2 separate regions of the Mus musculus genome follow, and region 2 is linked to region 1. Evidence: chromatin loops called from intact Hi-C (ENCODE). Cell type or tissue: heart. All regions are shown on one strand. Each heading gives the region's core, and the rest is flanking DNA. Links, peaks and the distances in the headings are about the cores only.

Region 1 (15,102 bases), core at 3,197-11,196:
TCAAGACATTGTGGTTACCCACCTCTTTTCTACCTTTGCTCTCTTGGCTATTGTTCCTGATTCCTCTCTCTCCTCCCCTTCCTCTTCTCTCTTTCCTCGGGGTCATGGGCATGACTTTAGGGTCATGACCACTCTGGACTCTCCCAAATGTGTCTGGGACACATGCCTCTGGTTCTGCTCTACTACTTACCTGTAATAAACTTTCTCCTCCACTATACCCCATAGCAGTCATATCCTTTCCTTTCCTTTTTAGTTTTTTATTTTTTAACTACTATAACAGAACAGATTAAAAACTATAGAGAAAAGAAAAATAAATTTATAAAGGAGAGACGCATTATCTCTACTCCATTTCCCCACACTCAGAAAATAAAATCATTCCTCTACCAACTTCTGCCTTGGTTTGCTTCTGTAGAAGTAGTGAGACCTCCAGGGGCCTGGTCACAGTAGATGGAGGTTGACTGCCACATCTACATGAAATGACAATAAGGACAAAGCCCTAAAATTGAGCTTTCCTGTTGCTAACTGCTATCTATGTTCCTAGCTTACACAAACAGCCATGTGGCACACCCTCTTCTTCCTCTTATCCTGGGAAGACCACTTCTCCTGAGCCCAGAGGCAAACATATACACACATGAGACCCAGATGCAAGCCTACCGTATCCATACCCATAACCCACCACATACCCGACCACCCCATCCTCCCAACCCTGCCCCAGCACTTCCAGAAAGTCTGGTCGTCACTGAAAGGCATTTCCCCACCCCCACCCTGTACAGCTGACACCTGGCTCCCTCCACGGCCTTTCCCCTCACACCCAACAGGCTGCAAAGACCAATTCATTTCTGAAAGTGAAAATCCTTTCATGAAGCAAAGCTTTCCTCTGGGACAATGCCCTGCCAAGCGGAACAAAGCAGCTCTCTTAGCCCAAGTGTAAAGGCTATACAGACAGCTGCCAAGCTGCAGAGGCCACAGGTGAGGTGTGACTAGAGAGGAAAGGGGCATCTGGGGTCTCCACACATGTGGACCCGTGCCAGGATGACTGGCACCCACAGCAGCCTCGGGCTGTGACAGCTTAGATCCTACATTTTATAACCCTCAGTACCCAATCCACATCATTCCCAGCCCCAGCCCTTCTTCTCGTACCACAGGGCCCCCGTGACCATACTTGTTCCTCCTTTTTTCCCCACTTCCAAGAGAACAGGCTTGGTGAGGAGCCAGGACACTCACTAAGCCAGGCTCAGGAAGAAAGAAGTCTGGGAGGGGACTTTTATACTGGGCTGACTACTAGTGAGGTGAAAGAGTTGGCTAATGGGAGTCAGGAGTCTGGTGGAAGATGAGAGAGGGTTCTATACTCTCAAGAATGCATTCTAATACTAGTCCACTCCCCTCCTGGACTAGAGGGAAGATATCCTAGAATAACAAGCTCTGGAAAAGGATGGGGAGTGAGGTATTTAGTGTGTGTAAAGTTGAGCAAGAAGAGATGTAAAGGACCTCTGCCTTTGCCAGTAATGATGACAACAGGGAGCACTGGCCAGTTCCTTGCTGACAAGATTCACAGGGAGGAAGACTCAGGACACAAACTAGATGACAGAAGATCTAACCACCCCCTTTTGCCAGGGGAAGAATCCGAAATCAGTCAAGCCCGACACAGGTCTGAAACTGTCACATCTCTGGTTTCCTAACTCTGAACAGACCCAATACCTCTGTTTTATCCCACAAGCACTCCCCAACTCATTAAATTCAACTTAATAAAGACTTTCCTCATAGTTGCTAACCATGTCTGTTGGTTGACCTCAGAGGCCTCAGTCTCTCTAAGTGAAATGCTCCTCCAGAAATACCTACTAACCAGTGCTGATCCACCTTTTAGTGCAGTATACACAAGGAAGAATCCATGACTGCTCCCACCTGGTATTCCTTAACATAGTCAGGCTCAGTAACCTCAAGGCACTCAGGGTCATGGTTCATACTCCTATCCTGACCCAGCCCAGAAAAAAAGCATGGAACAAAAAGACTTGGGAGAGTAACTCACAGAAGAAGATGACCTGTGGATATGGGGTGATAGCTTTGTACCCCAGAAGGCACTGGGCAAATCCTCAATGGACAGTCACATCACCTGAGGCTGAAAACAAACTACCCCATCTTCCCCAACCAACCACCGTATGTATATGTACAAAGAAAAAATATCCCAACTCAAACTGGCAGCTCACCTTCAACACAATAACTGCTATAAAAGCACAGCCAGAGAGATGGCCCTGCTGTTCGTGAGTAGGACTGACTAAGCAGTTCCCACTTAGGGAGAAAACATTCAAGGAGTAGAGCAGAGGTCTTGGCTTCCAGTAGTTTTCCTGAGTGCCACAGAGAAGGGGCCAGGAGCCAGTGTAGGAGCAAGTGCCTTTCTCCGTGGCCTCTCATGGCTGGTAAAAGACAAAAACAAAATAGGTTGTCTATGGTTAACATTTGGCTTCATATGAAGACCAGCAGTCCTCCAGTCAAATATTTATACAAGAATACACACAGACTCCTTTGGATATAGTACAGAGCTACCCTCAGAAACCCCACGCAAGCAGACATAGGCCCACACATACATGCAATGTACATACCATGTGTATGCTTATAAGTAGGCAGTGGTAGCTTATGTCTTTAATCCCAGCACTCGGGAGGCAGAGGCAGGAATATCTCTCTATTTGAAGCCACCTGGTCTACAGAACAAGTTTTAGGACAGCCAAGGTTATATACAGAGAAACTCTGCCCATCACCCCCCCCCCGCAGGGGGGAAAAAAAAAGAAGGAGGAGGAGGCATGAGATCTATCAAGATGCATATACAAAGACAAAGGTACACAGGTTCCTAGCACCTGCAGACAAAATCACAAATACCCTATAGAGCCCAGAAGCCCCTGTGTGTTTTTTCTCAATAGATAGACACACACATGAACAAAAACACATCTCTCAGCTACCCATTTGTGACTTATCTGAGTGATTAATAACAAGCAAAATACTAACATAACACACACACACACACACAGGGGATGGTGGAGCAGGTACAAAGAGCATGGGGATGGAATCCCAGACCACCAACTGCAGGCACTGTAGTTCAGCACTGGGTGGGGAAGGGGGGTGCTTGCTTCCAGGACCTTCAGTCAAACAGTAGCACCCAGCTTTCTCCACTCCTCTCCCTGCTCATTTGTGTTATGACCAGGCCTAGGCTGGGAAGCCAACAGACTGAGGTAGCAGGAATGCAAGTGGGTCTTGGAAACCACCCTCCTAGCTGACCAAGACTGGCTGAAACCTCTGCTGAAAGAAAGGAGTCACACCCTTCATCTCACAGCCACCTATACACTGAGAGCCCACCAAGGCCATCATCTTCCAGCTACAAGGCACTGGACAGAGGACAGGCCAGTGAAATACCTAGGAAAGCAGATGTTTACACAGCACTATGGAGAATGAGAACTTGACTCCTGAAGGGAAGAACATTTAGATCTAAAGTATCCAGTAAAGCATCTAAAGGGTGCATCTACAAATAGGCAACAGCACTGCTTCCTTCCACTTATTGTACATTGGGGGTGGTAGGTGGGGTTGCTCTGGGTCACTTAGTATCCCAGGGGTGCATCTGCTCTCATATGAGCAGAACCTGGAAATGGGGCTACATCCAGGAATCTGAAGGAGAACTCTGCCCCACCAGGCTCTCTCCTACCCAAGGGCTAGGGTAAATAGAATGGCCTCAGAGAAGTTGAGGTGGCCACTGTTGTAGCATTTCTGACTGTTTCTTTCCCAGAAACCAGCCCAGGAGGCCCCTGGCCAGATATCAGTCTCTAAGCCCTACCATGATGCAGGTTGCTGAGTACCCAGAGTCCTCCAACAGCTAAAGTTACTAACAACTTCCTCACTACCACGAGCACATACTTGTCCAAGGATAATAATACCCAGCCCAACGCCACCTTCTCTGAGCCACTATGTGGAGCCACTGTGCTCCACATGTTCCTGCCAACTCCTGCCAACATATCCTGCCAATAGATACTCTGTGATCTGTGCTATGGGCCTAATTGTTAAATTGGCTATCATTTATGTGATCCTGAGGGCACCAAAGGTGAAAAGAGTAACTAATGTGTTTGTCCTGAGCCTAACTATTGCTGATGGGCTCTTTGTGCTGACATTCCCACCAGTATCACTGAGTACCTGCTACAGCACTTTTTGGAGAGCCATTCTGCAAACTGGTGCTGACCACTGACTACTACATCTTCTCCAGCATCTACTTCCTGGTTGTGATGCGTATGGACTGCCACTTAGCAGTACTGGCCACTGTGCAATCTTGCCAGTTGCCTAGGCACACCTAGAGGGAGCAAAAGTTGTGGCACCCAGTTGTGGGCTAAGTTTCCTGAGACCAGAGTGGGCCTGGTTTCAGGCCAGCCACTCATATACAGTGGTTCTTGGCTTTGCAATGCCATTGTGCATCATCTGCATGTCATATGTAGACCTGCTGTGCAGACTTTATACCATGAAGCTCCACTCTGGCATGAACGTTCTAGGCAAGGCCAAGAGGAAGATAACTGTCCTGGTCCCCACTGTGTTGGCCATGCGCTCTCTTTGCTGGATGCCCTTTCACATGGCCTCTGTGGTAGCCCTGACTACAGGCATGCCCTACATATCCCTGGTTATTGGTATCTCCTATGCCATCACCAGCCTCAGCTATGTCAACTCATGCTTCGATCCTTTCATGAACTCATTCCTGAATGACAACTTCCACAAGAATTTCTGTACCATAATCCTGCTTCAGGAGGCCTGAGCATTCTTGCCATTTACCGCCTCCAAGAGCAGTGGTTGAGCAAGCCAGAGAACATTCTGTCTCTTCACACTTATCCCTGTGTTCTCCATACAGATACATATAAACCACCATGACATTCCCTTTCTGTTCCTCTGCTTCCTACACATCCCTAAGGAAACAATAGCAGGCAATCTGATCCTGGTAGCAAGCACCCTAAGTCTGACCACCCACAGAGGATGGACACAAAGATAGCCCCACCCCACCCCCACCCCCGGCTAATACTTTATGTGTCCTGGAACAGGAACCTTTGTAGAACTGACAGGTTATAAAAGGACAGGCACTTCAGCAGTAAAAACAAATATTGTCATGACCCAGAACTCTGACACTTTCATGGCATATGCCATCCTTCTGCCCACCAAGTACTTGAGCTTGGCAGAGCACTTGGACCTTCATCTAAGCCAGACGATATTGGCTGTCCATAACTCTAGTCAACCCTTAAATGTCATTCTTCCAGTATCTCCCCCAAGCTATTGCCTATTGTTATGCAACAAAAACTTAGAAGCAAAGAGATAAGAAGTGTTTAGCTTCTGAGGATCCAAAACTGGGGAGTGGCTTATTCAAGTGCTCCAGCTCAACTTCCCAGGAGACTTCAGGCAGAACACTGGTGAGGTCTAGGTCCTTTGGAAACTAGACAATGGCTGGGTTCTCTTTCAAGAAATCCTGCTCCCACGGCTGCTGGCAAGACATGGATGCTCTCTACAAGCTTCTAGAGTACTCTCACAGGAACTAGAGGATCTGAAAGTCAAGAGGAAAACTTGGCAAAGAGCTGTGTGATCTAGTCTCCAAATCCACTCCCAGCCCTGACACAGGCTGAATATTAGAGAGGAATGGTTGAGGACAGCCTAGAATGGGTACTTTCTAAACCACAACCCACACCCACAGCTCTGCTGAGATCAAGCTGTGCCTGCTTCACTGTATAGTCATACTTCAGCAAGGCCTAATTAGTACACACTGCTCCTGAGTAAGAGAACCCCTTCAGGACAAGAGCCCCTTATAATGAATACAGCAAAACACCTCGCTTTCCAGAACCGTGTTCAGGCCACAGAGAGTGGCAAAAGCAGGTGTGCTTGGCAAAAAATGTGTGAAGGAGGAACAGAGTGAGTGGAAGATGAGTGGGTGTGAAGATCATGAGGGGAACACATTGGTGAGTGAACCAGGCTGTGAAAGAGATAGGCACCCTTGGGGATAGCCTATCCGCTGGCTATTGTTTGCTAGAGCTGACCACAACAGAGGAGGTACCAGCCAAATTTTCTCTGAAGATTCCAAACTCTTGTCCCCTTCAATGCTCTAGTGGCAAAATCATTTAGTAAGTAGTACTTATACAGACCTTTATTCCCACCCACAGCCCAGCAAAGGGAATGGCCTCCCTCTCCTGTCATTCCTCAAGGCTAGCCAACTAGACCAAGGGTGTTTCTCACCAGGATCCTGTTGGAACTAGCTCTGGTTTTCTCCATGAACTCGGGAGTCTGACTTAATCCACAAAACCCTCACACTCTGGCTCCTGCTGCCAAGGAGATCCTAACCTACCTAAGTACCCAAATCATCCTGCTGTTTCTCACAGCTGGTCAGGGACCTTGGCTGGGCCTACATTAGGGCCACAGTGCCCTCTGGTGGGAAGTGCCTAAAGCAGCTGATGAAGCCTGCCTTTTCTGAGGTAAAAAGACCCTTGGACCTACCTGATCCTATACATCCTGCCCTTCACATAACCCCAGGAGGAAGGCTGCGTGGTTCCCTTTGCACAGAGAAGGAAAATCAGATTCAGAGAAACGAGACTTGATCAAGCCTGGTAGTAAACAGAAACACTTAGGGGTGAGGCTGTGTTACACAGAATGGAGAGAGAATGGGGAAGGTATATAGTCCTGGAGAGCCAGGGAGGTATATTCATCTCTAAGGCTCCCCTAATGGCCAGCCTCCTTAAAGACAATGGCCAGGGTCAGCAACCCAGAATCCCACCACCTATCAGAATCATACAATCTCCTGGGGACTATAATTTCATCAAGAGGGAAATTTTCCCTTGATGCTGAATTTTGTTTGTTTGTTTGTTTGTTTGTTTTTGTTTTTGTTTTTCGAGACAGGGTTTCTCTATATAGCCCTGGCTGTCCTGGAACTCACTTTGTAGACCAGGCTAGCCTCGAAGTCAGATGCTGAATTTCTGTTTGAAACTAATGTGTTTGCTAAGAACTACTGGTGTGCTTGTATAAACACACACATTCACACTCACATTTTGAAATCCTATCCCCCAATGTGATGGTGTTATGAGGTGACTTTGCTATGGGAATAGGTTGTGAGGTTGAAACCCTATAACCTCATTATTACTATTAATATGACATATGCAGCTCTGAAGTCATCTTTCTATAAAGTAAGGATGCAACAAAAACACAATCTCATAGAATCCAATCCATCACACCTGCATCTTTTAAGCCTGTGAGAAATTCATATCTATTGCTTATAAACTGAGAGACTAAAACAAAACAAAAAAACAAATGGACAGTGTCATTAAAACTTGTATAAAACCAAGCATTGGCTCACTAACCCAGTACTGGAAGCAAGGTTTGGCACATAAGACACTCTTCAAAGGCCCCCTGACAAGGGCCATCTGCCTGAGAGTCAACTTGAGCCAGATTGGGCCTACACAGACAAGAGCCAGGAGGTAGATCTCTATAGTATAGGGTCACTCTGCCACCAGAGAAGGGTTCTCTGCTCTGTTATCACCATCCTTTTATCCTTTTAGATTTGCTCAAAAGGCAAGAGTCTACAAAGAAAAGCTGTGAAGGCATTTACCCACTGTCCCTGAGGGTGGGAAGAAAAGATGGTCATTGTCTTGGGAGAAGGAAAGGCAGCAGCCTCTGCAACCCAGGAAATAGTTTCCCTCCCATAAACCAAGAGGCTCCTTAAAGTCCCTCTGCCAAGGGCAGAACAGGTTTTAAAACCCATTAGCCTAGTCCTATGCCTCATTCCAGTGCATATCAATACCCAGGAAGTTACTCTTATGTAGCTGGAATCAGAAAGACTTATTCTACAGGCAGTACTGGTCACTGGTAAGTGTTTATTATGAGAACTCCTTCATTACCCCAGAGGCAGGTTCAGGGCTAGCTACATGCACGAAAATGACATTTGTTGCATGCTTAAATACATAAAGATATACAAATTCACAAAGTTTCTAGCATTAGCAAGAAAACACTAGAGCTAATGGCTCCTGCACAAGTGTCATTGAAAGAACCCTGGTCTCCCCAGAAAGATTGTTAAGGCCAGGTCTCTCTGAGACAGGAACCAGCCTGGGTTCTGCATGGCATGAAACCACCTAACCAAGGTCTCTGTGTAAGATCAGATTCTATCCAAGGTTGCTGGTATTTTTTTATCTGACCCATAGAAAGGGCATTTACAAAGCCTCTTCTTCTGTGAACCAACAATATATCTCCAAGGTATCGACTCTTCTTCCAATGTCCCCAAAACCGTAATAGTCCTTGCAGATTGGCTCAAATGAGCCATTTTAGGCTTCAGCTCTCATACCAGCTCTTCATTTGATGCCAAGCCCAGGCCTTGCTTGGATATGTCCTAACCCTATAAATGAAGCAGGTGGTCACTGTGGGTATAGAATAGAACACATCCTGACTCCAGTCTTCCCGGGCTACAAGTGTGTTTCTAGCAGTACAACTGCTGACCTCTACTGTCAAGTAAAAGAGCGACTGCTGGAGAGCTGAGGGAGGCTGTGGAGAATAAGGAGAGAGCATAGTCTCGTGCCCTGCCCTGCCCATACTGAGCAGCCAAGACACATACCCAAGACCAGCATGTGGTGCCTCCATGCTGTGAGCAGCCTACAGAGGCCACAGAATTTTCTCCTGATTACTTCCCACACAGTTAGAAGCAGGGCTTGCCAAACAGTCTGTAGAATAAGAGTTCACAGTGGTTTTGGAGGGAAAGAGCCTTAGGGAAGCTTTGTGTCTTGTCCCCCTGCTAGCCTCTTGCTGAGAAGGTGGTCCAGGTTGGTAGAGCAGGCAGTGGCAGTACCAGATGAAGTGTGAAGTCCCCTTCATATACTCCATAGTACAGCATGAAAAGAATCGTCAGGAAACAGTCATCCAAGAACCCACTGATGCTCACCCACCTCAGGTAATCTGAATGCATCAGTGGAGTCAGAACTAGATGCTCCAAGGCAACTCCAAGCTTAAGGGCCAGGCAACACTGGGTATGATCACCAGTTCTGTGCAAACACTGAAAGGCTGAGGGCAATAGCACACAACAGGTAGTCACAATAGTGACTACATGACAACTACAATACCTCAGGCTGAGCCCACCTAGAACCAGGGCAGCAGGGAGAAACCAGAGAAGAGTCAAGTGAACCATGAATACCTACATGGGTTCACCAGGCATGTCCACTGAGTTGTGGATGTTTCCATGCAGTTCCTTTGGTTCTCTCTGGTCCTATACCAGGGAGGAAACTTAATCTGACAGAGGCCATGGAGGCCACCTTGATGCTTTGACCTGTCCCATGGTGCTAAAAGGTCTTCCTCTAGGACTGAGCATCCTGAACCAAAAGAAAAGCCATTCAAGGCCCCAGACGCTCAGTTCAGGGTCAACCTAGAGAGCAGTGACCTGTGTGAGCTCCGTGTTGGGTGTAGATGGGCTCTGTGGACTGACAGGCACCATGGGCAGGTCCACGCCTAGTCATGCCGGCCGTGGTACTGTCTCAGAGGTCTTGCAACCAAGGCCTACATCCTTGGCAATGCTGCGCACACGATCAGAAACCTGCATCTCCCGGTGCAGGGCAGAAGCACAGCAGAACTTTCTAAAGCAGGCCTTGAAGTTCTCATCCAAGAAAGCATAGAGAATGGGATTGAGACAACTGTTGACATAGCCCAGGGCTGTGCAGAAGCGCAGAATGGCTACTGCAGTCTCACTACCTGGCTGAACACCCAGTCCTTGAACCAGGACAAAGACCTGCACAGGTGTCCAGCAGCCCACAAACACAGCCACAACTACCAGTACCAGCCGTGTGATGCGTCGCAGGTTCCGGTCCTTCTCTCGGGAGCCTGAAAGCAGCCGGACACCACGAAGTCGTCGAATCATGAGGCTGTAGCAGACAGAGATGATCAGAACCGGGATGATGAAGGAAAAAAGGAAGATGCAGATGGCAAATACAGGGCCCCAATAGTCCTGAGGGGCGGGGATCTCCACCAGGCACTCGATCTCTGCAGGAGAGAAATGAGGTCAGAGGGGCCGGCAAGAACCATGGGGAACTGATTGGTCAGGGAGGAGGACTGCCCACTGACCTTCATCCTCCACTTGTGCTGAGCCCATGATGGCAACAGGAACACCAACCACCGAAGCCAGGGCCCATATGGCCACATTAACGGCCTGGGCTTTACTGGATGTCCGAACATCAAGGGCACGGATAGGGTGGCAGATAGCTACATAACGGTCTACACTCATGGCAGTCAAAGTGAAAGTGCTGGTAAACATGTTGTAGTAGTCGATAGCAATGACCGTCTTGCACAGTGCATTCCCAAATGGCCAGAAGCCCAGAAGGATGTCTGTGCCCTGGAAGGGCAGTGTCAGCAAGACCAGGGTATCAGCCAGTGCCAGATTAAATATGTAAATGTTGGTAGCAGTCTTCATCTTGGTGTGCCTGTAGAGGACAAGGAGAAGAAACGCTCCATTTGGCCATTTTGTCTAGACTTGGCCGCAAAAAGACCACCAAGAGGGTCATCATCTTTGAATCTCTCAACCCCAGAGTCTCCAAAGAAGCTTATTAAATGGCAGATCCTGCACTACACCCAAGGTCCACTGAGCCTAGGACTTTAACAAGCTCCCCCATGTGATTATGACATCTACAAAAAGGTTCCAATTCTATGACAGGACTATCCTGGAAAAGTTGGGGGCATGGAAGAGTACCTGAGTACATATCTAACCTGAATGTGAATTTGTGGAAGGAATCAAGAGAGAGAGATGCTGTCTTCTCTCCTCAGTCTCTCTTAAGACTCCTCTCAGAGGGTTTTCAGGGCACTGCCTGTAAAGTTCATCAAAGATCTTCCAAGTGCACAATGTTGTCTAGCAATGAAAACAGAAAATGGTGGTCCAGCCAAATGGCTCAGCTGGTAAGGGCACTTATTACCAATTCTGATGACCTGAGTTCCATTTCCAGGACACATGTGGTAGAAGGAGAAACTTACATAGTAAAAGGAGAAAACCAACTTTCTCATCTGACCTATACATCCAGCAGAAACACTCATACCCAAAAATAAACACAATATTTTTTATTCTAATAAAGAAAAAAGGAGATGTGCTAGTTAGGTTTGATTGTATCCAAGCACTGGGAACCATGCTAGGAACATTATAAGTTATAAATATTAGTGGAATGAATTAATGTTTATGACAGTGGTAGGGAAGGGTGACTATAGTGATGATGATGAAAGTGATGGTGGTAATGGTGGTGGTTATAGTGGTTATGGTGGTTATGGCAGTATGGTGGTGGTAGCACTAGAGATAACAGTAGTCCATGATGTTTAGTTGCTACCAGGGAATCTGAGATTAAGTTCTGTCTCTTAGACATTAATCCCAGAGACCTTAATTACAATAAATAACAATGTTAATGATAATGGTAGATATCTGAGCCAAGCTCTTCACATAGATTTTATCTCATTTGAGGTTTACCCCAAAGCAAAAATGCCATTTAATCTCTACGCTGTGGAGAAGGAAGCTGAGACTCAGAGGAACTAAGTAGCTTTCATAAGGCTTAGAACTGCTAAGGTGCAAAATGGGGCTCAGAGCATATTTTTCTGACTCCTGGCACACATCCAACTCAAACATGCCGTGTGTTGTCTCCTGAGCCAGTGCAGCCACAGCAGTTTCTGAGACTAGTTCTCTGGGGATGCTGGTGGAAAAGATGGCGTTCCTTCTCTACTCTACTGCAGTAAATGGCTCAAGAATTTTAATATCCCAAATGCAGAGGACAATATAGGAGAGAAATGCTGATGACAAGGAAAGGCAAGGCTCACAAACTGTCCCTGGTTGCTGCACGTCTTGCCAAAGACATATCCTTTTAACCATGAGACACATGGATCATAGAATAGTTTCCCACAAGGGTCCTCTGCCAAAAGTCAATACTTGGAATGCTTTTCCAATCACATAGCATATATATATATACACACGTCTGTGCACATGCACCTATATATGACTATATAATCCACATTTCCCATCTAACAAACAGAGAAAACAGTTGCTCAGAAATACTAAGAGGACCATAATGAGGCAGGGTATGGACACTGTACTGCCCCTTCCTCCTCTACCAATACCACACCTACCATGATACCATCAAGGGAACCATGACTGCTCTCTTCAGAGTCATCTTTTTGAAAGAGGAAATATCAGTGAAGAACCTTGCTCTAGTTATCCACCACTCAAGGACCTCCCATGTCTTCCCAATGTCCAAAGAATTTGGCGTCCCCATTCTGGCATTCAAGTCCTCACCTGCTGTCTCCAGTTCCCCTCAATGCCCTCCCAGCTGGAAAAAAACAGAGACCATCATTGCCACCACACATTTACCAATTGCATACTCCTTGCCCAGCTTTCTTGTCCATAGAACTGTACCTCACACTGCCCTCTTCCCCTCACCGTCGACGCTACCTCAGTCATCCAGTACTGCTGTCTTTCTTTGTAGTCCTCCAAATTTTCCCATTTCTGAGCACCAATAGAGCATGGGCTCAGCTAAAGACATCCACCATGAGCATAGATCCTAAAGGCCAATGAACAAGGGCTTCAGGCCCAGCACCAGCCCCTCTTCCTCTCTTTGGGAAATCTTAGGATCCTTTGTACCCATGGTTATTCACATAGACATCACGGCATGGATTTATCTGCAGTACCAAGCCTCCAGGTGGTGACACCTAGTCTGAGACAGATGGGAGCAGAACAGGAGTTGAACTTCAAGGGTGATCATGTCCCTTGAACAGAGAGGGAAGAAATTTGATGGAGCAAGCAGAAAATCCATGCTTGTTCGAATTCATCCAGAACAGCCTCCTGCCTCAGGTTCCCCCTTCACAGATTGATGGGACCCGCCTACCTGAGGATGACATACATGACGAGGCAGTTCCCCAGGAGCCCCCCGATGCACACAGCCAAGTAGAGCCCCACGATGGTGACCTTGAGTCCAAGGGGCAGGAAGGCACTGTGGCTAGCATTGAGGAGCAGGTGATGGGGTACGGTCTCATTTAGGAGAGACAGGTTCCCTTGAAAGTGGCTGCCATACAAGACCTCCCAGAATGGGGCAGGAAAGAGGGACTCCATGCTGTCACCCTGCAAAGCCACTCAGTACAGTTCCTGGAACAGGACACAGAAAGAAGTGACCACAGTGCTGGACACAGTCCACTGAGGCCTTAGAACAGCACAACTACACTAACAGGCACATGAACACCTCGATGGGCATCCACACACAGACACATGGACACAGACAAAGGCATACACATGGGCACATGATGACACACACAGAGGCATGGGGGCACATTTACTCACAATTTTACCTCATATTAGGGTGATAGACTCGCACAGAAGCAACATGGAGGTAGCTACACAAGCATACATGTCCACCCACCAAGACTCAGGGGCTCACAGTCAGCCGAATACAAAAAAATGCCCAAACCATCCTAAGGCACACTGGAGCACAAAAGACATGGAATTTACCCAGAAATGCCTAGGGCTCAGGCACTTCCCTACCTCCCAGTGCTCCCCCACCCCCAGCTCTGTCAGCAGCAGCAGGAGCCCTCACTAGAGCCCCTCTTACCTCCAACAGCACACACAACCTCTTCAGAAGCTGGGCCAAAACAGACCCTAATGCTTAGCAGAAAGGCAGGCAGGAGCACAATGAACTGAGTAATGCTTCTCACTCTAGCTTGGGGTCTGCTCCGGCTGGGAATGGCTCCTAGCTCCTGCTCCGAAGATAAGATATTGACTAGACGCAGCAGCCAGTGCGGCAGCCAGAAGGGGGAGGGGCAGAAGGCTGCGGCTGAGAGAAGGAGGGGCTGCGCAGGTTGGAGAAGGAAGCCAAAAAAAAAAAAAAAAAAAAAAATCGGCTCACACAAGACACACAAGACAGACACACTCAGGATCTGGGACACACAGTGGAGACATCTATAAACACAAAAATGGAGACATGAACAGGAACTCAGACACACATACATGCACAGCCTTAGACACAAGAACACACTTAAGATGTATACAGAGAAATGCTCACCTAGAGGCAGATGTGAGGAAAATGTTTTGTTCTGTTTTGTTTTGTTTTGTTTTGTTTTGTTTTGTTTTGTTTTGTTTTGTTTTGTTGGAGGGGTGATGGGTTAGAGACAGGATTTCTCTGTGTAGCCTTGGCTGTCCTGGAACTCAAAGATATGTCTGCCTCTGCTTTCTGAGTGCTGGGATTAAGGCGTGCACCACCATCACTGGTAAATGTTGTTTTGTCCAGCTTAGCCCAGACCATATTTTGCCAGCTTTCCTGCCCAGAACTGTCCAGTAAAGCAGAGTACCACAGTAATAGACAGCAATACCCTAACCCAACTAATTCTCCAAGGAAAGGCTTTCTTGCAAGTAAGCAAGAGATTGTCTGGACTAAGGACCAAATACTGCCCTGAATCTATTATGTGCTATTTATACCTAATGTACACTAAGCCCAAGACAAAACTGAACCCAGGAACCCCCACTGCATGTAGCCATTACCACCCATATTATCCTCACAAATGAAAGCATCATGTCTCTGAAGTCTGAAGCTGCCTGTCAATATGTCATGGTAAAGGAAAGCCAGGTCTGCTGGTCACTTGGAGCTACACCACAGCTAACTCCCAGAATTAGATCTTAGAAAACACAGAGATACTAAGCTCCTCTTTCTTTGCCAGCACAAGGGGTCACAGTCCACTGAGAAAAAAAAGCCGTAAGTTAAGGTCATGTAGGCTAGAGACCCTATGCTGAGTCTCTAGCCATCATCAAATCATAGGCTTGCTTTTGCTGTCTGTACTGAATGAGAGCCAGATCTCCCACATACAGCCAGACCCTGCTCTTTCTCTAAGGATGGGGACCTGGTTGCTAGGCAACTCACAGAAGTGTTGCTAGGATACCTGTCCAACCAGAAAAGGCCAGAGCAGACAGACACCCCAGGACTCAGCATCCCAAGCTGTCTCCAAGGACTTGTCTCTCCATTCTCAGGGACACATGGACACTCAAGGAGACACATGAGGACACATTCCTGCAAATAAACAGAACATACACAGAGATACCCAGACAGGCGCAGTATAGAGACACAGAGACAC
Region 2 (15,102 bases), core at 3,927-11,926, 120 kb before region 1:
CAAACTCCATTTAACAATATGGGAGAAACTAAATTCAGGGTCCCAGGCCCCATGGGATATGAGGACTTCCCTATAGCTGGACAGCTTCTATTGTAAACAGCTGTCTGAGTCTAGACATCTTAGGGACAGTTGTATGAGTCCAGCTATCTCAAGGACACTTCATCTTGCTGGCAGGGTCAAACAAGTTAATGTTCCCAGGCCTGGGAAGAAACACCTACCTCACTCCTCCAAATGTTTTCTTAAATGCCTGTTAATAGGCAAAGCATATAGAAATTGCTGTTATCTAAACCAAGGTACATAAACTGTAAAATTATATAATCAATTGTCTGTTATGCCCTAATTAGCTACATGCAGCTGACCAGCTCCTTTGTCCCCTTATCATTCTGAGCTCTGGACCTAAAGTCCAACAGAATGAATCAAAGACCTTGAAGCCAGCTGCCCTGGATGAGGCCCAGTCTCCATGGGCACTCCCTTGTCTAACCCATAATGTCAACATTCAGTTGGATAACACTGCGGCATCCCTCAGGTCCCCCCTCACTTTGTGCTCCCATCCTTTAAGAATGTTGTACCGTCGTCTCCCTTCCGGGACATGGTTCAGATCCTGAACTAGCTGCTTGCCTGGGTGCTCAAAAAATAAAGTTTTCCTTTTAAAGCTTCTGTATCTGAAGTGAGTTTTCTTGGCTTCCTCCCCAAACCCAACCACCACAGGTTATGTTTTACTTACAAAATCACAGAACAATGTAACACTTTGCAGCCCCAGGAGTTAGAAGCTACATTTCCAAATAGAATCATACTATAGAAATAGAACCTTATACGTTACAAACAAAATAGAAAAATGTGAATGTTCCAACGATCCAGATATAAAGCAACACCAGCCACCATTTTTCACTGTTTTCACAATGCTCAGCACTACATTCAGTTGCCTGACAAGCAACTGGGGATTTTACTAGATTTTGATTTATTTATTCACTGTGTGAATTCACCTGTGTATACATATGGGTGTGCCACAGTATTTGTGAAGACTTCAGAGGACAACTTGTGGGGGTCAGTTCTCCTTTCATCAGGTGGGTCCCAAGGATCAAATTCAGGTCATCACTCTGGGCAACAAGTGCCTTTACCTCTTGAGCCATCTCACCAGTCCCAACAGGAGGTTTTTCTTTAAAAAAACACTTTCTTTTTTTGAGACAGGCTTTCCTCATTAGCTAGCCTGGAACTTGATATGTAGACCAAGCTGCTCAAACTCACAAAGATCTGCCTGCCTCTGCCCACCACTACTGGCAAAAAACACTTTTTATTCTTTGGAATGCCCACTCTTTCAGAAAACAATTAGGTGATATAAATTTTCTACACTGGAACATAAAAACTGAGCAAAATAAATTATTTGTCTTTTTCTCTTACTATAATAATGAAAATTTGATGTTTAGTATCATAAGTTATAAAACACAAAGCTGGCAAGGTATGGTGACACGTGCCTTTAATCCCATCACTCAGAGGACAGAGACAGATGGAGCTCTATAAATTTGAGGCCAACCAGGTCTACATAGTGAGTTTCAGGACAGCCAGGGCTATTAAAAGAGACCTTGCTCCCCCCACCCCCACCCCCACCCTCACCCCAAAAAAAACCAGAAAAAAGAAAAGGAAAGAAAAAAGAAAGAAAAAATAAAAACTATAAAGCAATTAATACCAGAGAATATTAACACAGTAACAAGGGTAGACATACATATAACCTAGGATCATCCAACCACACTTTAACTATGTTTTCTGGCATATGGATACTAATAAACTGGCTTTTTCTATATATAATTAACAACCTTTGTTTGAACTAATAAATAGCGTCTGGCCGTACTTGTCAAAGCTGTCGCTGGTTCTGATGAAGACATCCAGTTTCTGCTTCGCGTACTCAGTGACATCTGAATGAAGCTCCACCCCGTGGTTCACGCCGAAAGGACCTGAGAGGTTTGAGAAAACAAAGCTCTTAGAACGAGGAAAAGAACCCTTGCTCATTTGTTTTCTGTACTTTCTTAATTACAACACAGATAATTCTGTAGTGTATAATTACAGAAACTCACAAGGGTTTGAGGTCTTAGCATATCCGTGGCTCTAAACCACCCAAGGGAGTCTTTCAATGTGTAGTATAGGTTACATTCACTAACATAGTATTTGTTTTGATGCCTTGGCTTCTCAAAAAGCTCTCAAACATTAAAAGTATCATTTGCAAACTGAAAAAAAGGCAAGAGTAGTAGCTTTTACAACAAATTTTAAAAACCTGTATTTACAAATGAAATTTGTATTAGGATTTATCTATATTTCACAGCACTTTCATTATTATTGCCGGCAGTATCAAGTGCCACAGTGTCTCCAGGCTTACTCTTTTACTAGGTATTAAGGTGGGTGGGTGGGTGGGTGTGTGTGTGGCGTGCACGTGTGTGTGCACATGTATATGTGTGTATCATGGCAGAAGTCAACATCAGGTTACTCAATGTTACTTTTGGAAACAGGGTAGCACTAAATAAACCCAGGGGTCAACAACTGAGATAAAATGGCTGGCCAAACAAGCCCCTAGAATCCTATCTGTTTTCCAGCTCTGAGAATACAGACACACACTGCTACACCTGGCTTTTTTTTTTTTTTTTTTTAACTTGTGTTCACCTTTACATGATTTGAACTCAGGTCTTCATGTACAAAGAGTATTTACAGTGAGCCATCTCCTCAGCTCCTTAGGTGGCGGTTCTTTTTGTTCTTTTTTTTTTTTTTGGTTTTGGTTTTTTTTTTGGTTTCCAGGACAGCATTTCTCTGGCTGTCCTGGAACTAGCTCTGTAGAACAGGCCAGCCTCAAACGCCTGCCTCTGCCTCTGCCTCTGCCTTGAGTGCTGGGATTAAAGGCATGTGCCACTACCACCACAAGGCTTCACCCTTAGGCTCTTTTCAATAGCATTTCTAATATAGGCAGTTTTATTATTTATTTTCCCCCAGTCAAAACCACTGCCTTAGTCAATCAAAAACAAATTAAGATTAAAAATCATATCAATTAAGAAGAAATGCAAGCAACATCTGAAGTCTTTGCCTCACTACAATGTTTTACACAATGCAAAAATTCAATAGCTCTTCAGCTGATAATTCTGATATCATCATCAGAAACGGCTATATTCATACATCTGTAAGGAAAATAGCCTAAATGGCTCCAAATATCATAACCTAATAAATCCCTTCCATCTCTGAAAATTCCTTAAAAATACAACTACTCTCTTAGTAGCAAACAACAAAAGAGAAACTGTTACAAAGAACTTCAACTACCAAAGAATTTTAATGACACTCAAAGGAGATGAGGAAAAGAGTGACTAGAATAAACCAAGAAATCATCATGTAAGGTTAAAATTTACAGGCCTTTGCTGTTTTCCATCATTCACAGCAGAATGCAGCAGTATAGGTAGGAGGAGACATAGAAAAGGCACCCCAGCCCCACAACTCAGAGCCCACAAGTGGATATATCATCAGTCACCCACCACCTCCTTTCAGCCAACTAATAGGAGGACCGTGATCTCCAACAGGGTATGCAACCAGCCCACAAAGCCTTCTACCTAAAGTGAAAACCAAGTTGTCCTAAGGCAGAGGGGACTAAAGCTCTGTATCCACACTCACCTAGAATGAGCCCCACCATGGAGCTGAGGTAGCCAGTACCACTGCCCAAATTCAGAAATGAAAGCCCAGGCTGCAGATCCAGAGCCTCCATCACCTCCGAGTAGATGCACGGGGCTGAGAGATGAATATTTCCATGTTTCCATGCCAAGTCTTTGTATGCATTTTCTTTAAATTCTTCAAGATAATAATCTGCTCGATCAATAGCGCGGAAAGCCTGCTCTACTAAGTCCGTCCGGATGTACTGGGCTTCCTTCAAGTTATCAATGAGCTCATCGTTGTCCTCCCCAGCACTCACAGCACCGCCCATGTTCAAGGTCACAGCCAAGCAAGGCTACAATTAAAATTTCAATAACTATTTACATTAAGGGCAAGAGCAAAAAAACAAATCTCTAAATATATGCTATTTCCAAATTCTCAGTTCTGAATGTAATAAAGACGGGAGTATGTTTTGTCAATAACTACTTCACCCTCCAAAGATGCCAGTATTGGGAGTGGAAATTCTAGGGTCAGAGGGATATCCCAAAGGGTAAAGCACTTGTCGTACAAAGCTCATGACCCAAGTCCACTCCCCAGAACCTACATAATGTTGAGAGGAGAGAAACGAGGGCCACAGGGTCATGATCTCCTCATGTACACAATGGCATGTATGAGCCCACACACCATAATTAGAAAAAAAAACAAAACAAAACACTAGCTCCACTAAAGATTTAAGCTAATAATAAATAACAAACTATATGGTGTTTAAGTGAAATTCAATTTTTAAAAATTTTTACATTTATTAATTTGGAAAGTATATTTGCTGGCCTATAGGTGCCACAATTTGCAGGAATGGTCCCTAGGGATCAAACTAAGATTTTTTAGACTGGGTGGCAGATACTTTCAGCCACTGAGCCATACAGAAATTCAAATTTAAATGGAATTGAATGGAATTAACATTAACTGGATCACTACATCTCAACATATACACAAACCCACCCACAAGAAGTAATACATCCAACCTACTGATTAGGTTTCTCTGGTGTTTACGTTTTAGGTAAAAACATTCACAAAACTTTCTTCCCAAATAGAACACATTGTGACACTTTATTGTAACAAACATAAAATCAGTTTCAAGGCTAAAGTTTAGCAGTAGACAGGGTCACTGCCGGGGCACTCAGAGGCCTACTTACTATATAGCTTCCTTTTCCTTGCTATCTAAGAAGTATATTTCTTATCTTCTATCCCATGTTGGTGAAGAAAGCATCCCCTTTAGGTACAACTACTAAAACAATATTCCATGATCCAGTGAACAGGGAATATTTTTTTACCCCGGAAAGGTCTTTTTCTTTCTAGAAAATGAAAAATATCCTCCCCAGTTTTATACTGACCTCGGGTGACTTTTCCAAACTAATGGCTTTATTTCTTAAAAGCTGGTGATGCTGATATAAACGGTTGAAGGAAAGACTACCAAACCACAAAAGATTAGTAGACTTTCTGAATCTCAACAGCTCCTGCTCAGGAGTTCAAGGTGATCTTCCGTGAGTTCCAGGCCAGCGTGGATTATATAAGAACCTGTCTCAAACAATAACAACAATTATGCTATGGTCCCTGTTCCCAGTCTTCTCTCTGGAATACTGGAGACAGGGCCTAGACACACCCATCCCTAGACACACCCATGTGCACAACTGGTAACAGCAGTGCTAGAGAATTAAGCCTAGAAATGAAAATCAACTACCACTCTAGCATCTTAAAAAAAAAAAAAACTTTCTTGATATAAATTCTTTTCCATTTTATGATGAAATAATCCATCTTCATAGTCAAGAAAAATATTAGATTTTCAAATCACAGTTCAATTATTAAAATTTAATCTACTTTTCAAGTGAATTCAGAGCCCTTGCCCTAAGTTGTAACTAGTCCCTAGTGCTAATAAGCTTGGGCTTAATCTTAGATAAGCCACTTAGTTCTATTGCTACACTACTGATCTAAAATAGTCATATTAAAATTTGGGACACCAGTTGAAAATAGAGTAATGTATTTATATGCTTACAGCTCAGTTTAGGAAAAAACCTTTAACACATGTCCTACATAATCAAGAAAGCCATCCTCTTCACCCTATCCCAGTTCTATAAATTAATCTTCAGCAGGTACCACATTAGATATATTTCATTTGTACTAGACATTTATGTTACTGAATTTTTTTACTGAAGTAAAAGCTAATTCCACATTAAAAGAATTCCAGTAATAATAATAATAATAAAAATCAGCCACCTGTTTTTATAGCTACTACCTACCAGACAGCACTACATTGAACATCAGAAGGTAAGGCAAGCTGGTCTGAGTTACTAAACTGCTCACAGTCACAGACTGCCAGAGGAGCTGTGGTAAAACCAGCACTGTTTAGCCAAAGGCTTTTGTTTTGTACACAATATGGATACAGGTGTTAAAGACTCACAAAAGAACACCATTCTTTGTTAACTTCTTGTTAATACTTTGATAATCAAGTATAATGTGCATTGTGTTGGTAAACTGTCATATGCTGTTTAAGTCTGTTGAAAGTGGATGATGAGAGTGAGGACTCTCCTGTACCAACGCCAGTATGTTTGTTTCTAGTAGTCTCCAAATGTTCTCCAAAGTACCTCTTCCTGGAGCTTGGTGGGTACCTAATTCTATGATGGGTGAAAGGAAGAACAAAACAGCGCAAGAGTAAAACAATTTGTCCTTGAGAATAGCTAAAAGACTAGCCATTTACAAGACTGTTTATTGCATGGTATAAAAATGCCTTGGTAGAAACAAGAAACCAGAAGTTCAGCCATGGCAATCTCAAACATGGAGAGAAAAGAAAGTTCAATTGGTAACTCCAACCGACAGCCTCAACTTCTCCAGTTGATTTCTACTAGATGACTGTAAGTGCCCAACTTGATGATGTTATCTATCTACTATCTATCTATCTATTTTTCTTAACTTGGAAGCTTCACTTGGGTTCTCTATCAGGAATTTCAAATGGCTGCTTCAAATGGAATTTTCGCAGATGATTTCTGCTGTTACCTTTTGTTTGGTCTCTCAACTGTGCTATCCCAGTCATCCCTACTAAAGTGAATACTCAACTTGATGTTTTCTATCAACTACTTCTGTTACTAACTAGTTCTTTTACTTTTGCTTGCTATATATACTTAATAAATTCACTCATTTAAAACAGAAAGTGTGACTATTGTAGATCATTCTCTAGACTACACAGAACACCAAGGTAGCCCTATCAATTGCTTTTGGTGGAGAGTGGGTGAATAATGATAGAGTGTGGTACTTAGTATTAGCTTTGTCTGACAATCTAATATTGCCTTGCATAGAAGCATCACTACTTGCTGCTGAGATAGATGTGATCAGTCACCATGTCAAAAGAAAGAAAGAAAGCCCTAAAACATACTTGAAAATACTCTCTCCAAACCAAACAGTATCACTGCACAAGAATGCAGTGCAGTAGATTCCAACTGAAAGCAAAGAACTATTTTTTAGGAGATTGTCCTTCCTTTACTACCCTACGATACACACTTTGCTACTTGCTGTAATGCTTATTACAGTTCCCATTCAGAACTGATTAGCACAGGCCAACAGAAGAAAAGGGCATAGGAAAAAAACTGAGCAGCACAGGACCCCAAGTGGACAACAACAACACAAGTGAAGCTGGACTAAAGAACCCTGTTTCATATCTATACTGCGTTTGAAAAAACTGCGACAGCTGGCCCACAGTCAAGTGGATGTCACTTTCTTAGGGGATACCTTGCTAGGAACATGTATTCTAAACCATCATCCTGCCAGCAGAACGAGGAAAATAGCCAAGGCTTCTTGTCTTGAAAACCAGAACTCTTGGAGGGTGTGCCTCAAATGCATATCACTTGTGGTCTGCATCTGAATGAAAGCTGACCAGTAGTATGTACTGACTAGGGACAATTCCTACTGTTTCGTGCGTGGAAAAGCTTTGGGACTAACCGAAATTAAAAAAAAAAAGAAAAGAAAAGAAAAAAAGAAAAATGAGTCCCTTCTCCCAAGTCTCCCAGCAAGGTCTCAGAGGAGGATGGAGAAAAGCCAGGGCAAAAGGAGAGACCAAATGCCACCACCTCAAGAGGGCCCACTTCAATTCCCTTTATATATAATCAGTGCTGAGCCTCTTAAATACCTCGTTCTAGAGACAACCTACCAGACGTAATGGAGCCCACTTTAGCAATGTCTTCAATAAGAACAGAGAACAACAGTGCAGGGCCCAAGAGAGCAGAGGGCAGATACTCAAGATGACGGAGTTGATGGCAGAGGCACAGGCCTAATAAAGAAACAAAGGGTCCAGGCCCCAGGGGTTCTCTCCAGCTACTTTAGATCTTTCCCCAAAGGGGTCTTTTTTTTCTCCTCTGTAGGATACTCTGCCTTCTTCCCAATATCCACCCTAGGTATAATTTGTTTCAATCATGGTCAATGCCCGACTTGCCCTTGAGCTAATTGCAAACATTTCCTACTTAATTAGAAATAGGTTGTAGAACTAGAGCAATCAGATCCCAGAATTAGCAACAGGCGGGGGGTGGGGGGGCACGCTGGAGGGGAGGGAGGTGCTGGGCAGGGAGATGGGGGGGCGGGGGTGACAGGCGCTGGGGTTCGAAACTCTCGGAGATGGTAAGATACACGGACGCTGGGGAACGGGTAACCAGAGCTGGAGAAGGGATATGGAGGGAAGGGCCGAGGGGCAGAGACGGCTCTACCTCGGCGCTCAGCAGCCCCCGTATTGAGTCTCGGAGAGCAGTTCTTCAGACGCTTCTGTCGCTTCGGACGGACCTCAGCCGCTGTAAACATCCGCTGCTACCTCTGCGCGTGCGCGGGCTCTACCTGAACTGAGCATGTGCGGTTGGAGGACACTCTTAAAGGGGCAACGGCACAGCCCACGAGCCTGCCACTTTCCACCCACTGGTTTGAGTTAAGTGTGTCCCTGCCTGATTGGTCAGTCACTAGGTGGTCTCCGAGCATATCCCGGCCTAATGATATGAGAAGATGCTGGCGTGTCGACGGGAGAAGGGCATTTTGCCTGCTTATGTCCACTCAAGGACAAAGCCCCCACAGTAGAAAAGGCAGGAGTTAAGAAACAAGAGTGATAGATTGGGTCCACTCTCCTGCAGGAGTTACAACACAAATGACTGCCGGCCCTGACCCTGCCAGGCTACCTGGTCCAGGGGATGGCCATCTGCACACTTGAACCTTGAACCAGCAGTTCTGGCCACTTCTAAGAAACCTACAAAATAGACCAAAGTCTAAGTGATCTTTAGGGCTACCTTTCAAGATTGTTCTGAGTTTTTGTTCTATTTCATTGGGATTGCACATCTCCTCTATACTGCTTGGAGGGTACATGTTGAAGGAAGTAGTGTCAAGAAGGAAGGAGTCTGGACGCCTGAGTCAATAGCTGTAAGAAAGTCACTCAACCTGCAGTTGATTGTGGTACGAATGAGGAGAAAATGATTCTACTATTTTTTAAAGTTTGCGTGGGAAGGCTAAAGACCCGAACTAGATAACACAATATTGATCAAAAACAAAACAAAACAAAAGTATAGGCCTAACAACATCTGATTTCATGACTTACTATTAAAATTACAGTAATCAAGAGTCATATGGGGGAAATAAATTGATGCTATCAAATACAAAACTTAGGTTAGAGCTATACAAATATAGTAAACTCACCTTTGATAAGAGAACAAATACAATTCAATGGAGGAGTGCTGGTCTTTTCAACAAAAGATGCTGGAATAATTAGACATCCACGTGTAAAAATAATAGAGACATAGCTCTTCCAAATTTGATTTCCAGTACCCAAGACACTTGGCCTTTGCAGGCACTCAGGCATGTGCACACACACACACACACACACACACACACACACACACTTAAAGGTAAAATATATCTTTTTAACACTGGCATCATTTCTCTGTAAAATATACTGTCAGAAGAATAAAAAGGTAAGACATAGACTGAAAAACAATATTCCCAAAACACATATCTGATAAAGGATTTCTAAAAATCCTTAAAACTCAACAATAAGAAAATAAACAGCACAAATAGAAACGGGAAAAAGCTATGAACATATGACTCAGCAAAGGAAATATACAGATGGCAAATGAGCATATGAACATATCAACATAATTTGTCATTAGGTGATGCAGATTTATAAAACAATGAGATATCAATACACACCTATTAGAATAGCCAAAATTTATAAAATCTATAATTCACCAAATACTGGTGAGGATGTAGAGCAACAGCAGCACATCACTTTCATTGCTGGTGGGAATGAGCAATAATAAAGATACTCTGGAAAATAGTTTGTCAGTTTGCTACTGAACTAAGCAACGTCTTAGAAGATGTGACAGCAAACAAGTGTAATGCCAGCACTTAGTGGTGGAGGAAGAAGGACCAGGAGATTAAGGTCATACTTTGGCAGTGTAATAGGTTCAAGACTAGCCAGGGCTGTACAAAACTATTCCAACATACATAAAACTTTTTAAAAAATCACCATTTGAATTCCTAGATATTTACCACTATACACAAAACCAGCACATGTAGGTAGTATAACAGCTTCATTTGTAATCATCAAACATTAGAAGCAACAAAAAATATTAAATAGATGGGAGGTATAGCCACATAACTGTTTTAATCAGGGATTTTTTGAAAAGTGAGCTACTGAGCTATGAAAGGACATGTAGCAACCTTACACACTTAATTGCTTTTTTTAAATTTGGTGTGTCTGTGGTGTTTGCATGCATATGTAAATAAGTATACATGAACATGTGTGTATGTACATGTAGAGGCCAGAGATCAATGTCTAGTCGCTTCCTTTATTTCTCTCTACCTTATTTTTTGAGACAACTATCTCTCACTAAACCTGGAGTTTAACCCAGAAAGCCCCAGGGATCCTCCTGTCTCTGCTTCCCCAGCTCTGAACCATGCCCAACTTTGTAGCTGGACTTAGCTACTTTGTGGGTTCTTTTTCTCACCCTTTACCCACTGCCCCTCCCCACTGCATCATCCTGTATCAATAGATAGGAGAGAAAGAAGGACAGAAGGAAGAGAGAGATATCTGTGAATCAAATTTCTTTCTTCTTGTTTCTTTTTTGAGCACAACTACTAACAAACTGCAAACAGCCCCCAAATGACCAGTCTCCACCCACCTTGCCTCTCAGGGCCCTAGACAATCTGGAACTGTCAAACAAGGCCTCTGCTAGAGCCTGAGGCAAATCACAGTCAGCTGCTGTGGTCCGTCCAAAGCAGCCCCACATCCCCACACCTGGGATTAAGATGAAAACACAGTCTAATAATATTTCTGTGTTTCTTAAAGAAACCAAAATTGGAGAGTTCTCACTAAACAACTTTCTATATGAATACTAGGGAATTTAACCTGAGGTCCTCATGCTTACGTGGCAGACACTTTACCAGCTGAGCTATCTCTTCAGCTTCCAAGTGCTTGCTGCTAAATGAAAGACACTCATATGGAAAAGCTATGACATATTGTGTGATCCCAATGATATGAACTATGGAAAAGTAAACAATCGTAGAAACTCTCAAAACCTCGGTGATGGCAAGAGAAGGGTCGATCATGAAAGACTATTAAGACAGTGAATGATGCCGTATGATACTGTAATAGTAGAAACATGTGATCATCATTTGCCCAAACCAGGAAGTTATGGATGTAGCTCAATGGTAGAGCAAGTGCTTACCTAACTTGAGCAAAGTCCCAGTGCCACAAAAACACATAATATTCTATCTCAAGAATGAACCTTAATGAAAACTATAGACTTTAGTTCATAGTAATATATATTGATATCCATTTTAACAATGTATATTAATGTAAGCTATTAAGAACAAAAGAATCTGTGCATAAGTGAGGAATCCATGAAACTATTTGTGGCTGAAATTATCTATAAACATAAAACTCCCCAATTTAAAATACATTGCATTTTTAATTGGAAAATTTCCAGACATCTAAAAACTAAAAGAACTCAGGAGCCGACCTATACACTGTGAAGCAACAGAGTTTGGGTTTTGGGTTTTTGTTTTTGTCAGGCATGAAACCCAGTGTTCCAGATGGAACTATAGATATACACAAAAGAATGGCAGGCACAAGATCCTCAAGGTTAAGTGTGAAAGACAGCTCTTTTCTTGATCTCATCACTAAAGATACCACTTCTTGCCTCATTTATCCTTGTTGTGGTTGTTGTTTATAATAGTCAAGCAGTGCCTTAGCAATTACAATATTGGTTTAAAAAAATCCAGTTGAAGTTTCACAGCCAAAAACCTGGCTCTTGAGGTACTCTGTGTCTGTACATCAGACAATAGCTGCATGTTTCTTTTTATGCTTGGAACTTGGTAGTAGGGAAGCTGTTTCAATGCTGACTACAGGAAACTCAATAGGTGACATGCCTCAAACTGTGCAAAGTTTCCCCCATGTGGCAACCACCCTGTCCTCAGTCCCTTCCTTACTCCACCCTTCTGATGTCTTTTCTGAGTACTTTTGCCTTAAGCTCAGTGTTCTGGCCTCTGGGTGCTTGCATACATTGAATGTTATTTGACTTTATCAGTGCCAACCTGGAGGTGGGTAGAAGAATCCTAAGAAAGAACCTTACTAGGAAAGGTTAATGTTGGGCAGCTGTGATTGGAAAAATGACAAGATACAAAATCTGCCACAAGACATCACCACTGTGCAGCTGAGCTGAAAGAAACAGCCAAAATAAGTCATCTTTCTGTTTGTTTGTTTGTTTGTTTGTTTGTTTGTTTTTCAAGACAGGATTTCTCTATGTAGCCTTGGCTGTCCTGAAACTCACTCTGTAGACTAGGCTGGCCTTAAACTCAGAGAACCACCTACCTCTGCCTCCCAAATGCTGGGATTAAAGGCATGTGCCACCGCCACCACAACCACCTGACTAGAATAGGTCATCTTGAAGGGAATAAGGAAGGAATTTTCTTCCTCATTTTAGGCTTTTTAGAATAGAATTAGTAGTCTTCAGACAGGTACCAAAGTCTCTCTGCTGTTTACTACATAGCTACCACAAGAATATGAAGATATAGAACTACATGTGTGGAATAGTTGGGAAAAGAGTCTTAACACTATTTTTTAAAAAAAGAATTAGTTTTACATGGGCCCTGGGAAATGTTTGCAAGTATCAATTTTGTGTCACTTTGGCTGGGTCTATATAAGGACTATATGTGTTCATATCTGAAATGCTGCTGACATAAAGCCTTATAAAGGCCATATACAAAGAAGCCTAGGTTGGGACACTTTTAGTAGATGGGACCCAAGATCTCACTGTCAGAAGCTCATGACCACCTTTATCTGAACCAGTCCCTGCCAGTACTCCTCCTTGTCTCTTATGAACTATGAGATGGAAACTCAAGGGGTGGTACCCTGTAAGTAAAAGCTATTCAGAAAACTGCAGTGGATATTAGTCCCAGCTTAGTTAAGAGGAGGTGGCCACAATAGATGACTCCACACAGTGGACTATGGATGTCAACCAGGTCTTTATGTATAAATAGGAGAATCTTGTGTGGTGGTTTTATGCCCACACATATGAGCTTGTGGCAGCTGTGGTCACATATATCTGGTGGCCACAAACAACAGATAGCCTCCAATTGTTCATGGTAGCTAGCATAGATGGGAAATGATGAGAAAGTGAAACAAGTCTAGGAATGTTCTTTCAGTGTCAGTCTTGGTGAGTGATCTGAGGCCACTGACTGTGAAAAGCAAAAAGATAGCCGGCTGCCAGGTCTTGAGGCCAGCTCCAAGTTGGCTCCCTACAGGCAGTCCAGGGCTAGCATTTGTGTGATGAGTCACCATGTATATATTTCCACTGTCCCAGCACCCACCTAGATATCTCCAGTGACTCAAGGCTGGTACTAAAGCTCCCTAAGCTCTCCCTCCCTCCGTTCACTTAGTATTGTGTGCTATTTGCCTACAATGGTAATCTGGACCCAGGAAACAATGGCATTAGCCTGTCTGCTTCTTTAGTACCGGAAGGGTATCTAGATGGTGCACAACTTTCCTGAAGCTGGAGAAAGGCACCTGTAATCTCTATTTCTCCCTCAACTGACATGGGAACCATGGTAGCCCCTTTACCTCTTGCTTCTTGGACACCCACTATGTCTGACTATTCTGTGAAGATCCAGTTGATTTGGTAGCACCCCCTCTTCTTCAAGAAATGGTCTCTAGAGTCTATTACTATGTGTTATCTAAAGCAGCAGGCCTACAGTGAAAGGACTGTAGGCAATCTTGTCAACACAACCAGTCTCTATACAGCTCAGAGAAGTTTCCTGGGCCTCAGTTTCCCCATCTGTAAATGGGACAACCTCACTCTCTATGTCACAAGTAGTTGAGAAGTGGCAGGAGCCTGTGCAGGTAAAAGGGCTCTGTTCAGACTGTCTTTCTATATTACTCCTTCCTACTCAGGACTGAAGAAGTTTGATGCCTAAAGGGGATTACGGATACCAAAGAGTGGGGCTGAAGGTCTCACATGGAACTTTCCAGCACTTCTGCTTGGTCTTTATTTCTCCTCACAATCTTCTGTCCTAAACATTCTCATATTATCTTTTTCTGTCTAAACTTCTATAAAGAGCTATGGCAGAGCTAAAAATAAGAAAAACATATTTGACAGGATATGAAGGAAACAAGTAATAGTGTGAGTGATTAGCAGAAGGTACTCCTGGAGCAGAGATGGGTTGGTCCAGTGAGGGACAGTCACTTGCAGATGCTGGGGATGTGGAGTCACTGTCCTGCTCACTCTTTCTTCTCTGGACTCCTGTAGGAAAGCAAAGCTGCCTGTGCCCCATTCCACTGCCACTACAAGGCCTCTCATCTTGGTGTTAGTGGGTGTTCTGGAGTGACCCCATAGGGAGTGAAACTACCACCTGCTCCAACTTTGTGGGTTCTGGGTGTGACCTTTGAGATCAGCATTGGCTTGTGAGGCTACAAGGTATAGCCAGCCTCCAGAAGTTCAAACCAGCACAAATAAACACCTTGACCGACTATCAAATCTGTTATAGGGATGGGTTACTCTGGAGTTCAGGAGACACTGTTCACATGTGGGGAGGGTGCTGCACATTCCCTAGTATCCATATTCACATGTTGCCTTTCAAAGGCCCCAAATAATCATTTATTCTTCCTCTCCTCAGTGAACTTGCTCAGTTTGGCATCATTGGATGGTTGGAATCCAGGTAGCAATATTACTGGGTAGGTGTTTCAAGGAGACACAGTGGTGATCCACTTTGGCAGCTCTGGTGTGGCTGTGAGATCTTACTTAGGGTAGAAGCTGATGGAGATTGGTGACTTGCTGAGTCCAGGGAGGTCCAGACTTGGAGCAGCCAATGGGCTGCTGTAGTCACTGGGGATGTAAAATATACAAGTGGAGCTCCAGAAGGTATCAGAGCTGAGATAAGTACCTTGGGGGATGTGTGGGTCTCTCTCCTCACTGC

What was found. Hi-C counts contacts between places; a loop is a spot of excess contacts. Peaks named below come from ENCODE experiments on the same cell type or tissue, not always from the same donor. Only the 100,000 strongest peaks of a DNase experiment are listed, where the experiment ranks them.
Region 2: it touches region 1 in a loop (10-fold over the local background); 5 of 42 quality-filtered maps call a loop at or near these places.

Annotation. Positions count from the first base shown.
Region 1 is chr2:181,713,717-181,728,818 of GRCm38, reverse strand. Oprl1 (opioid receptor-like 1) reads right to left here and starts at 13,803. Exons shown (of 4, transcript NM_011012.5): 1 at 13,590-13,803; 2 at 12,873-13,129; 3 at 10,087-10,442; 4 at 7,834-10,005. The coding sequence starts at 13,096. The coding sequence ends at 9,482. It also overlaps the pseudogene Gm14489. In heart, for the core only: a CTCF peak has its summit at 6,435 (motif pointing left); no DNase peak of the experiment used is centred there.
Region 2 is chr2:181,831,243-181,846,344 of GRCm38, reverse strand. It overlaps Pcmtd2 (protein-L-isoaspartate (D-aspartate) O-methyltransferase domain containing 2), which reads right to left and starts at 8,491. Exons shown (of 7, transcript NM_153594.3): 1 at 8,361-8,491; 2 at 5,007-5,190; 3 at 3,640-3,970; 4 at 1,847-1,949. The coding sequence starts at 3,946. In heart, for the core only: no CTCF peak of the experiment used is centred there; a DNase peak (open chromatin) is centred at 8,474; H3K4me3 peaks cover 1,714 bases; H3K27ac peaks cover 1,320 bases.